Linked DNA regions of Homo sapiens: regions 1 and 3 are each linked to region 2. A link is a contact called in ENCODE Hi-C or POLR2A ChIA-PET data. All regions are on one chromosome and are shown on one strand. The core of a region is the stretch at or near the end of the contact, and the rest is flanking DNA. Distances in the headings are between cores, read along the strand shown.

What was found. Hi-C counts contacts between places; a loop is a spot of excess contacts on that map. ChIA-PET counts read pairs that join two places held with the same protein, here RNA polymerase II (POLR2A). Pooled maps may share reads with other maps.
Region 1: POLR2A ChIA-PET joins it to region 2 with 10 read pairs in activated T-cell. The contact joins two enhancer-like sites. A Hi-C loop is called at or near these places in 1 of 37 single-sample maps with no recorded cell type and 3 of 50 pooled maps. POLR2A ChIA-PET finds 5 or more read pairs at or near these places in 1 of 52 experiments (activated T-cell).
Region 3: a loop to region 2 is called in a pooled map, with 6 times the contacts of the local background. The contact joins two enhancer-like sites. A Hi-C loop is called at or near these places in 3 of 37 single-sample maps with no recorded cell type and 3 of 50 pooled maps. POLR2A ChIA-PET finds 5 or more read pairs at or near these places in 1 of 52 experiments (BJ).

Annotation. Positions count from the first base shown.
Region 1 is chr19:7,206,768-7,209,467 of GRCh38, forward strand. The region is part of intron 2 of INSR (insulin receptor); the gene reads right to left. Among named protein-coding and RNA genes, the nearest start is that of INSR, 86 kb to the right of the region's middle. Within about 2 kb of position 1,389, at least 6 of the 41 ENCODE cell types and tissues checked have a DNase peak (open chromatin) inside an H3K27ac peak, as active enhancers do.
Region 2 is chr19:6,515,602-6,518,301 of GRCh38, forward strand. No RefSeq gene overlaps it. Among named protein-coding and RNA genes, the nearest start is that of TNFSF9, 14 kb to the right of the region's middle. RefSeq lists enhancers at 531-1,071, 2,413-2,462, 2,513-2,642 and a silencer at 933-1,102. Within about 2 kb of position 1,415, at least 32 of the 41 ENCODE cell types and tissues checked have a DNase peak (open chromatin) inside an H3K27ac peak, as active enhancers do.
Region 3 is chr19:7,181,826-7,184,525 of GRCh38, forward strand. INSR (insulin receptor) reads right to left here. Exons shown (of 22, transcript NM_000208.4): 3 at 2,491-2,700. Among named protein-coding and RNA genes, the nearest start is that of INSR, 110 kb to the right of the region's middle. Within about 2 kb of position 1,451, at least 26 of the 41 ENCODE cell types and tissues checked have a DNase peak (open chromatin) inside an H3K27ac peak, as active enhancers do.

The DNA.
Region 1 (2,700 bases), core at 139-2,638, 690 kb after region 2:
AACAAAAACAAACAAAAAAAGAGTCATCAAGGAATAAATAAAACGGGTGACACGCTGTTTTTCTAAAGCCCAAATATCACGTTGTCAACCACACTTCCTGATGACATCTAAATCCCCTTTGAAACTGCTTGGAAGTTTCTAGAAGAGCTCATCCACAGTAACAGAACACTCAAGTCTAAAAGGGAAAACACAAAATCCCCAATTTTCCTCTCAGAAATCAAGATTTAATAGCCTCCTAAGGAAACCATAATTTGAGGGCCATTGGGAGCATTACTCTCTGAGGCCTGTGATTATAGAATGCCGAGAATGATTGGGAACTTGAACCACCAGTGAATTTGGGCTCCAACTAAAATGAATGAGACCCGTGGCCAGGCACGGTGGTTCACGCCTGTAACCCCAGCACTTTGGGAGGCTGAGGCAAGCAGATCACCTGAGGTCGGGAGTTCGAGACCAGCCTGGCCAACATGGTGAAACCTTGTCTCTGCTAAAAATAGAAAAATTAGCCAGGCATGGTGGCATGCACCTGTAATCCCCAGCTGCTCGGGAGGCTGAGGCAGGAGAATCGCTTGAACCCGGGAGGCAGAGGTTGCAGTGAGCCAAGATGGTGCCACTGCACTCCAGCCTGGGCAACAGAGTGAGACTCCATCTCAAAACAAAACAAAACAAAACAAAATAAAAAATTAAAATGAATGAGACCCAAAGCAGAAGGTATACCAAAGCCCCCTCACCCACACACAGACACTAAGAGGAGGCTGGGGAGGGCTCAAGGAAGTTGGAAAGAGGGAAAATATCACGAGAATAAAGCAACCATCTCAAAAAACAACATGAGTTTCCCCACTTATGTCTCCCTAGCCTGGCTAAAGAAAGGAGAATGGGCCGGGCCAGTGGCTCACACCTGTAATCCCAGCACTTTGGGAGGCTGAGGCAGGAGGATCGCTTAAGACCAGAAGTTCGAGACAAGCCTGGGCAATATAGCAAGACCCATCTCTACAAACAAGTTTAAAAACTACTTGAGGGCCTGAGGCAGGAGGATCACTTGAGCACAGGGGTTTGAGGCTGCAATGAGCTATGACTGTGCCGTTGCACTCTAGCCTGGGTGATAGAGTGAGACCTTGTTTGAGAAGGAAGGAAGGAAAGGAAGGAAGGAAGGAAGGAAGGAAGGAAGGAAGGAAGGGAAGGAGGGAGGGAGGGAGGGAGGGAGGCAAAGAAAGAAAAGAGTTACAAGGAGCTTGGCCTTGGGCATGGAAAGGGATTTGTGGTTAAGAGCTGGCCCCTCTTCCAGCCCTTGTACCCCCCAGAAAACCACCTCGTGTTTGGCTCACGAACTTCTGCTTCTTGGAACTCATCTAAGTCAAAGACAACAACACCCTCTGAGATGCTACTGACCTCATGCCACGTAACTATTCTGTGGCTGCCAGGAGGAACCGCCCACTCGCTCTTCTTGGGTTTACTCCTAATTCCACGCCCACCTCACCTTGAACTTCCCACTTTGAAATCTAAAGATCAAAGGTGTTTCTTGGTTCTCACATAGAAATCCCCCCCTTGAACTTCCTTCCTATCTGTTTCCTCAGCCTATCTTCCCTCTGGCCGTGTATTATTCACAAAGAGTTCTACAGGATACAAAGATAAAATTTAATGTACTTTCCTTAGCAACCGGAAAAAAAAAATCCCTGAAAAATTAAACAGCAGATACCCAAATAGAAACTTTGCTTTAGAAAAATGGGATTTGACCACACACACGTGCACAGGCCACACAAACCGTCATAACCTTGACCAGCTTAAGAGAACAATTCTCAAGCCAGTGAGAAAACAACAGCTGTGGCCGGGCGCAGTGGCTCACACCTGTAATCCCAGCACTTTGGGAGGCCCAGGCGGGTGGATCGCTTGAGCCCAGGAGCTCGAGACCAGCTTAGATAACATGGCAAAACCCTGTCTCGGCTAGGGGTACAAAAATTAGGCTGGGCGCAGTGGCTCACGCCTGTAATCCCAGCACTTTGGGAGGCCGAAGTGGGCGGATCACGAGGTCAGGAAATCGAGACCATCCTGGCCAACATGCGAAACCCCCTCTCTACTAAAAATACAAAAATTAGCTGGGCATGGTGGCGCGTGCCTGTAATCCCAGCTACTCGAGAGGCAGAAGCAGGAGAATCGCTTGAACAGGGGAGTTGGAAGTTGCAGTGAGCCAAGATGGCGCCACTGCATTCCAGCCTGGCAACAGAGCAAGACTCCATTAAAAAAAAAAATTAGCTGGGCATAGTGGCACATGCCTGTGATCCCAGCTACTCAGGAGGCTGAGGCATGGGAACTGCTTGAACCCAGGAGGCAGAGGTTGCAGTGAGCCAAGATTGTGCCACTGCATTCCAGCCTGGGCGACAGAGCAAGATTCCATCTCTAAATAAATAAATAAAATTAGCTGGGCATAGTGGCACACACCTGTGGTCCCAGCTACTCAGGAAGCTGAAGCAGGAGGATTGCTTGTGCCCAGAAGGTCAAGGCTGCAGTGAGCTGTGATCACACCACTGCACTCCAGGCTGGGTGACCAATGCATCGCTCTCACCTCTCTCCAGGCAGCCTGCAGAAGCCAGATATTTATTTGAAACCTCCAGCTTCTGCTCCTCATGTGTATGCAAACGTTGAGCTCAACTCCATAAAAGTCATGTTTTGTTTTGTTTTTTGTTTTGAGACAGGGTCTTTCTCTGT
Region 2 (2,700 bases), core at 165-2,664:
AGAGGTGCCGAGCCTGAGGAGAGGGTGGTATGGACTAAGAAAAGCAGAAAAGTGCCAGGCGCGGTGGCTCACACCTGTAATCCCACAACTTTGGGAGGCCAAGGTGAGTGAATCACCTGAGGTCAGGAGTTCGAGACCAGCCTGACCAACATGGTGAAACCCTGTCCTTACTAATAATACAATAAAAAAAAAAAATTAGACGGGCGTGGTGGTGCATGTCTGTAATCCCAGCTACTCGGGAGCCTGAGGCAGGAGGATCACTTGAACCCGGGAGTCGGAGGTTGCAGTGAGCCGAGATCGCACCATTGCACTGCAGCCTGGACGACAAGAGCAAAACTCCGTCTCCAAAAAAAAAAAAAAAAAAAAAAGCAGAAAACAGAGTGGGGCACGAAGAGTCTCCAGGCCCTATTCCCAGGTCACTAATGATTGGGAAATGGGCGGGGCCTGGGAGAATGACAGGGAGGTGTGAGGGACTGAGGAGTGGGCAGGGTCTGGGAGGCTGATAACAGGGGAAGTGGGCGGGGCCTGGAGATAATATTGGGAGGAACTGTGGCGTGGGAAGGGCCTGGAGCGGACAGCAGGGGAAGTGGGCGGGGCCTGGGGAGAATGACAGGGAAGTGGGAGGGACTAAGGAGTTAGCAAGGGCTGGGAGACAAATAACTATGAAGTGGGCGGAGTCTAGGGAGAATGACCGTGGGGTAGGGGAACTGAGGAGTGGGCTGGGCCTGGGAGTCTGCTGGGGAAGCGGACGGTCCTCGAGAGAATGACAGGAAAGTGGGAAGGACTGAGGAGTGGGCAGAGCCTGAGAGGCAAACGGATGGGTACGAGGGCGGGGCCTGGGGAGAAGCTAGGGAGGTGGGAGGCGGATGACAGCGGAATGGGGCTTCGGTAGACTGACAGGATCAGTCGTGGAAGGGGCGGGCCCATCTTTCTCTTGAACCCGCGAGCCAAAGCCACGTTGGTGCTGGTGATCATCCAGGCTGAGCGCTGGGCATTCCCAGTCTCGGGCGATTTCTTGGCGTTACTTCCAGGCTGAGAGCCATGACTAGGCGAGCTTCGGCCGTGGGACCGAAGACCTCCCACCCTCAGCACTCTAACCTCCCCGACCCTGCCCTCGCTGTGCCTCGTTGGGAATCCGCCTCCGGGGTCTTCCGCGGTCCAGGAGCCGCACCTGCCGGGTGGAGACGCGGGGCTGGCTGGGGTGCGGGAGTAGGAGGTCTTCGGTCCAACCGCCTCCAACCCATTCCTGCTTCCGACGTTCTGTTCCCGCGCTTAATGCCCTGCCCGATCCAGTTCCGGCCTCCCATCTCCCCTTCCCGCGTCTCCACGCTCTTTCCTTCCCCGGTTCTGCCGTGAATGCTCCCAAGTCCTAGAGCACCGGAACTCCCCGCGCGCCTTGGCTCCTGGGCCCCAGCTCCGTGCAGTCCTGGACTGGGGCTCCAGGTCCACCAGGGGGCGCCCGCTGCCCAAGCTGGGTATCGCTGCGGAGAAAAGGGGCCCAGAGTGATTGTTCCTCAGGGGAGGGAGGGGGAGGTCCCCAGAGGGAAGGGCCTGAGTTTCCTCTTGGGGGATGGATCCTAGGTGGTCTGAGGGGTGAGTCCTGGGTTCCCTGGCGGGAGTGGATCTTGGGTGGTCCTCTGTGGGTACAGGGTGGAACTTGGGTGTTCTGAGGGGTAGTCCCTGGGGACTCCTCTGGGAGCGGGGCAGACCTTGGATGGTCGTAGGATTGGACCTGGACCTCTGTGTGTGTGATTGTGCATGCCCATAACGTGTGTTCTTGCGTTATGTCTATGACTAGCCATGGTGCCTGCCATGTATGTGTATCTACGATTGTGTCTTTGGGTGTCTGTCTCAGTGTGTAACCGTGTACGTGTGTGTTGTGTACCTCCATGTCTGTTTTGGTATGTGTGTGATGGTGTGTCTGTGTTGGTGTGTTCTAGTCTCGGTGTGTTTGGTTATATGCCCTGAATATATGTCTCTTGTGTCCTTGTGTGTGTCTGTTGCTAGCTTTTTTTTTTTTTTTGAGGCAGAATCTTACTCTGTCATCCAGGCTGGAGTACAGCGGCGCCATCTTGGCTCACTGCAACCTCTGCCTCCCGGGTTCAAGCGAGTCTCCCATCTCAGCCTCCTTAGTAGCTGGGACTACAGGCACTCACCACCACGCCCGGCTATTTTTTTTTTTTTTTTTTTTTTGTATTTTTGGTAGAGACAGGGTTTCACCATGTTGGCCAGGTTGGTCTCGGACTCCTGACCTCAAGTGATCTGACTGCCTTGGCATCCCAAGGTGCTGGGATTACAGGCGTGAGACACTGCACCCGGTCTGTGGCTAGCTTTGATGGTTGTTGTGTATCTATGATTGTGTGTCCAGGTGTGTGTGTGTGTGTGTGATTGTGTGTATGTCTGCATGGTGTGTCTGTATGTCTGTCTTGTTTTGTGTGATTGTATATGTCCAGAATGGGTGTGCCCTTTGTGTTCTGGTGTCTGTGTGTGTCTACTTGTGTCCCTCCCCCAGGGGAGTTGGAAAGTCCTTTCCAGGTAGTTACCCTGCTGGGATTCCCTTTCCAAAGCGGGTTGACTTCCCAGCACCGTGAGCTGCCTCTTCATGCTCTTGGAAGGGGTCGCTGGGTCTGCCCCAAGTCTGCCTGGGTCTTCCCCAACCCTGACTCCTCCTTCCACTGCCCTCAACAGGGAAACACCATT
Region 3 (2,700 bases), core at 201-2,700, 670 kb after region 2:
CCACTTCGGCCTCCCAAAGTGCTGGGATTACAGGCATAAGCCACTGTGCCTGGCCAAGGCCTTTTAACATGGGTTCCCAGAACTCTGCTCTGAAAACATCAAGAACTCCTTCCCAGATAAGCCACCAGAATGGAAGAAAACATCTGGCCCTATTTGATATCAAACCACATTAGAAAATGCCACAGTACGATTAAGTCTTTCATAAGATAAAAAGAAAAGCTTCAGGCCAGGTGCGGTGGCTCATGCCTGTAATCCCAGCACTTTGGGAGGCCGAGGTGGGTGGATCACTTGAGGTCAGGAGTTCAAGACCAGCCTGGCCAACATGATGAAACCCGGTCTCTACTAAAAATACAAGAAAAATTTAGCTGGGTATGGTGACAGATGTCTGTAATCCCAGCTACTTAGAGGCTAAGGCAGGAGAATCACTTGAACCCGGGAGGCTGAGTTGCAGTGAGCCAAGATCGCACCATTGCACTTCAGTCTGGGCAACAAGAATGAAACTCCATCTCAAAAAAACAAAAGCACAAACAAAAAAAAATTGGCCAGGCTTGCTGCCTCACACCTGTAATCCCAGCTACTTGGGAGGCTGAGGCAGGAGAATGGCTTGAACCTGGAAGGCAGAGGTTGCAGTGAGCTGAGATCATGCCACTGCACTCCAGCCTGGGTGACAGAGTGAGGCTCTGTCTCAAAATAAATAAATTAATTAATTAAAAGCTTCAGAAATAAAAATATTAATTTTTTTAAACCTACGCAATAAAATACGGTGACAATGCACCCCCCTCTCCTTTGTTTTCTTCCGTTCAGGAAAGGTCCCAGATACCAAGGATGTGCGGTCAATTTCTCAGGGTTTCTGTTTTAGCATCTCCCGCATCATCAGTGAGAAAATCAAAGGAGGTTGCTATATTTCTCAGGCCATTGTTAAGGTGAGGGAAAAATGCCTTTTATTTAAGGCCAATGTCTTTTAAACAAACATCTTGCCAGAAGATATTAACCCATTTTTTTTATTTCAATTGTGATTTTAAAAAGAAAGAAATGAATCAAAAGGAATATGGTCATTTCCTCAATCTTGGGAATACACTGGCCAAAAAAAAAAAAAAAAACCTAAAACAAAAGTCTGTCTGGTATGAAAAGGTGATTTATAGACCCTTTTGGTCAATAAAGCCAAAAGGTTTTTTTGGTAGGTTTTTATCAACAACGAGCAAAACAAAACATATTGTACTTGCAGGTTTCACAAACACTCAAAGAAAGAGTCATAAGAACTGAAATTACAGCTTGTTTTCCTTCCCGCCCTCTCCACCCAGGGAAATACAATTTCCCACCCCAACACTCTCGCTTGGCTAATTCTCAAGTCTGAAGAGGAAGATACTTTACGTAAGCAGGTCAGCTCAAGGCCTCTTGATGTGTGTCTGTTTCTGATTTGTTTTTGTGTTGTTTTGTGGTGTGTGTGTGTGTGTGTGTGTGTGTGTGTGTGTGTTTTAAAACAAAACATAAAACCTCAATACAAAAACCAGGAAACAGATTTTTGCAACTCAGTTACGGCCCCAAAATAGCTCATGGAAGAAGCTCACAGTACGAACAGAAAGTCTGCGATGTGCGTAGGAAATCTGACTCTGTCGAAGAGAGAAAACCCTGCTATTTCTCACCCAAACGGCAGGAAATGGTTTGATTATACTGTCCTTCAGAGAACAGCAAAGCCCTGAGAATAATGCAGAAGCGAGTCTCTTCCTCCTGGAGACAGTATGTTCTGGGCTAATCTTGGCACACCACCAGGCTACAGGTCAGGGAAGACACGAAAGACCTTGGTATATCCTTTATGTGACAATGATGAAGCTACATCAGTGAGGACAGGCCACGTGGAGGATTTTAGGGAAAACCAAGGACTCTGTCCTTATTATATTTTCTTGTTCTGAAGCCAACCACAGAAAGCTTAGAACTGAGGTCCACAATGCCAGACTGGGTGCGGTGGCTCACACCTGCAATCACAGCACTTTGAGAGGCCAAGGCAGGTGGACCACCTGAGGTTGGGAGTTCGAGACCAGCCTGACCAACATGGCGAAACCCTGTCTCTATTAAAAATACAAAAATTAGCCGGGCATGGTGGCAGGCACCTGCAGTCCCAGCTGCTTGGGAGGCTGAGGCAGGAAAATCGCTTGAACCCAGGAGGCAGAGGTTGCAGTGAGCCAGGTTCGTGCCACTGCACTCCAGCTTGGGAGTCTTGCGGCAAGACTCCATCTCAAAAAAAAAAAAAAAGAATGGTGGGCACAATGCCAGAAGTATATACTATCTGGTCCTTTAGAGAAAAAGGTAGTCAACTCCCACTCCCAAGCCCAGGACCAAAACAGGGTGCAAAAGTAGCATCTGAGAGCAGAGACCTCACTCATAGCCAATTAACCCTGGGTTTGCACACAGTTTTAACAAGCGGCATCGTCACAACCAACCCCACGTTCCTTCTCCTCTCGGCTGCCCCCCAGACCCACATCCAGAACTCACTTGCTGGAATTCATCGTGTACCCGGAGGGACACTCAGGGATGCACTTGTTGTTGTGAATGACGTACTGGTGGCAGCCCTGCCTCCGCGAGTTCTTGCATTTGTGGTGCAGGTCCTGGCAGAAGCTGAAGTTCACACAGCGCCAGTCCTGGAAGTGGTAGTACGGGGGCGGGCAGGTCTCCACACACCTGCCGTCCAGGTAGAAGTTGCGG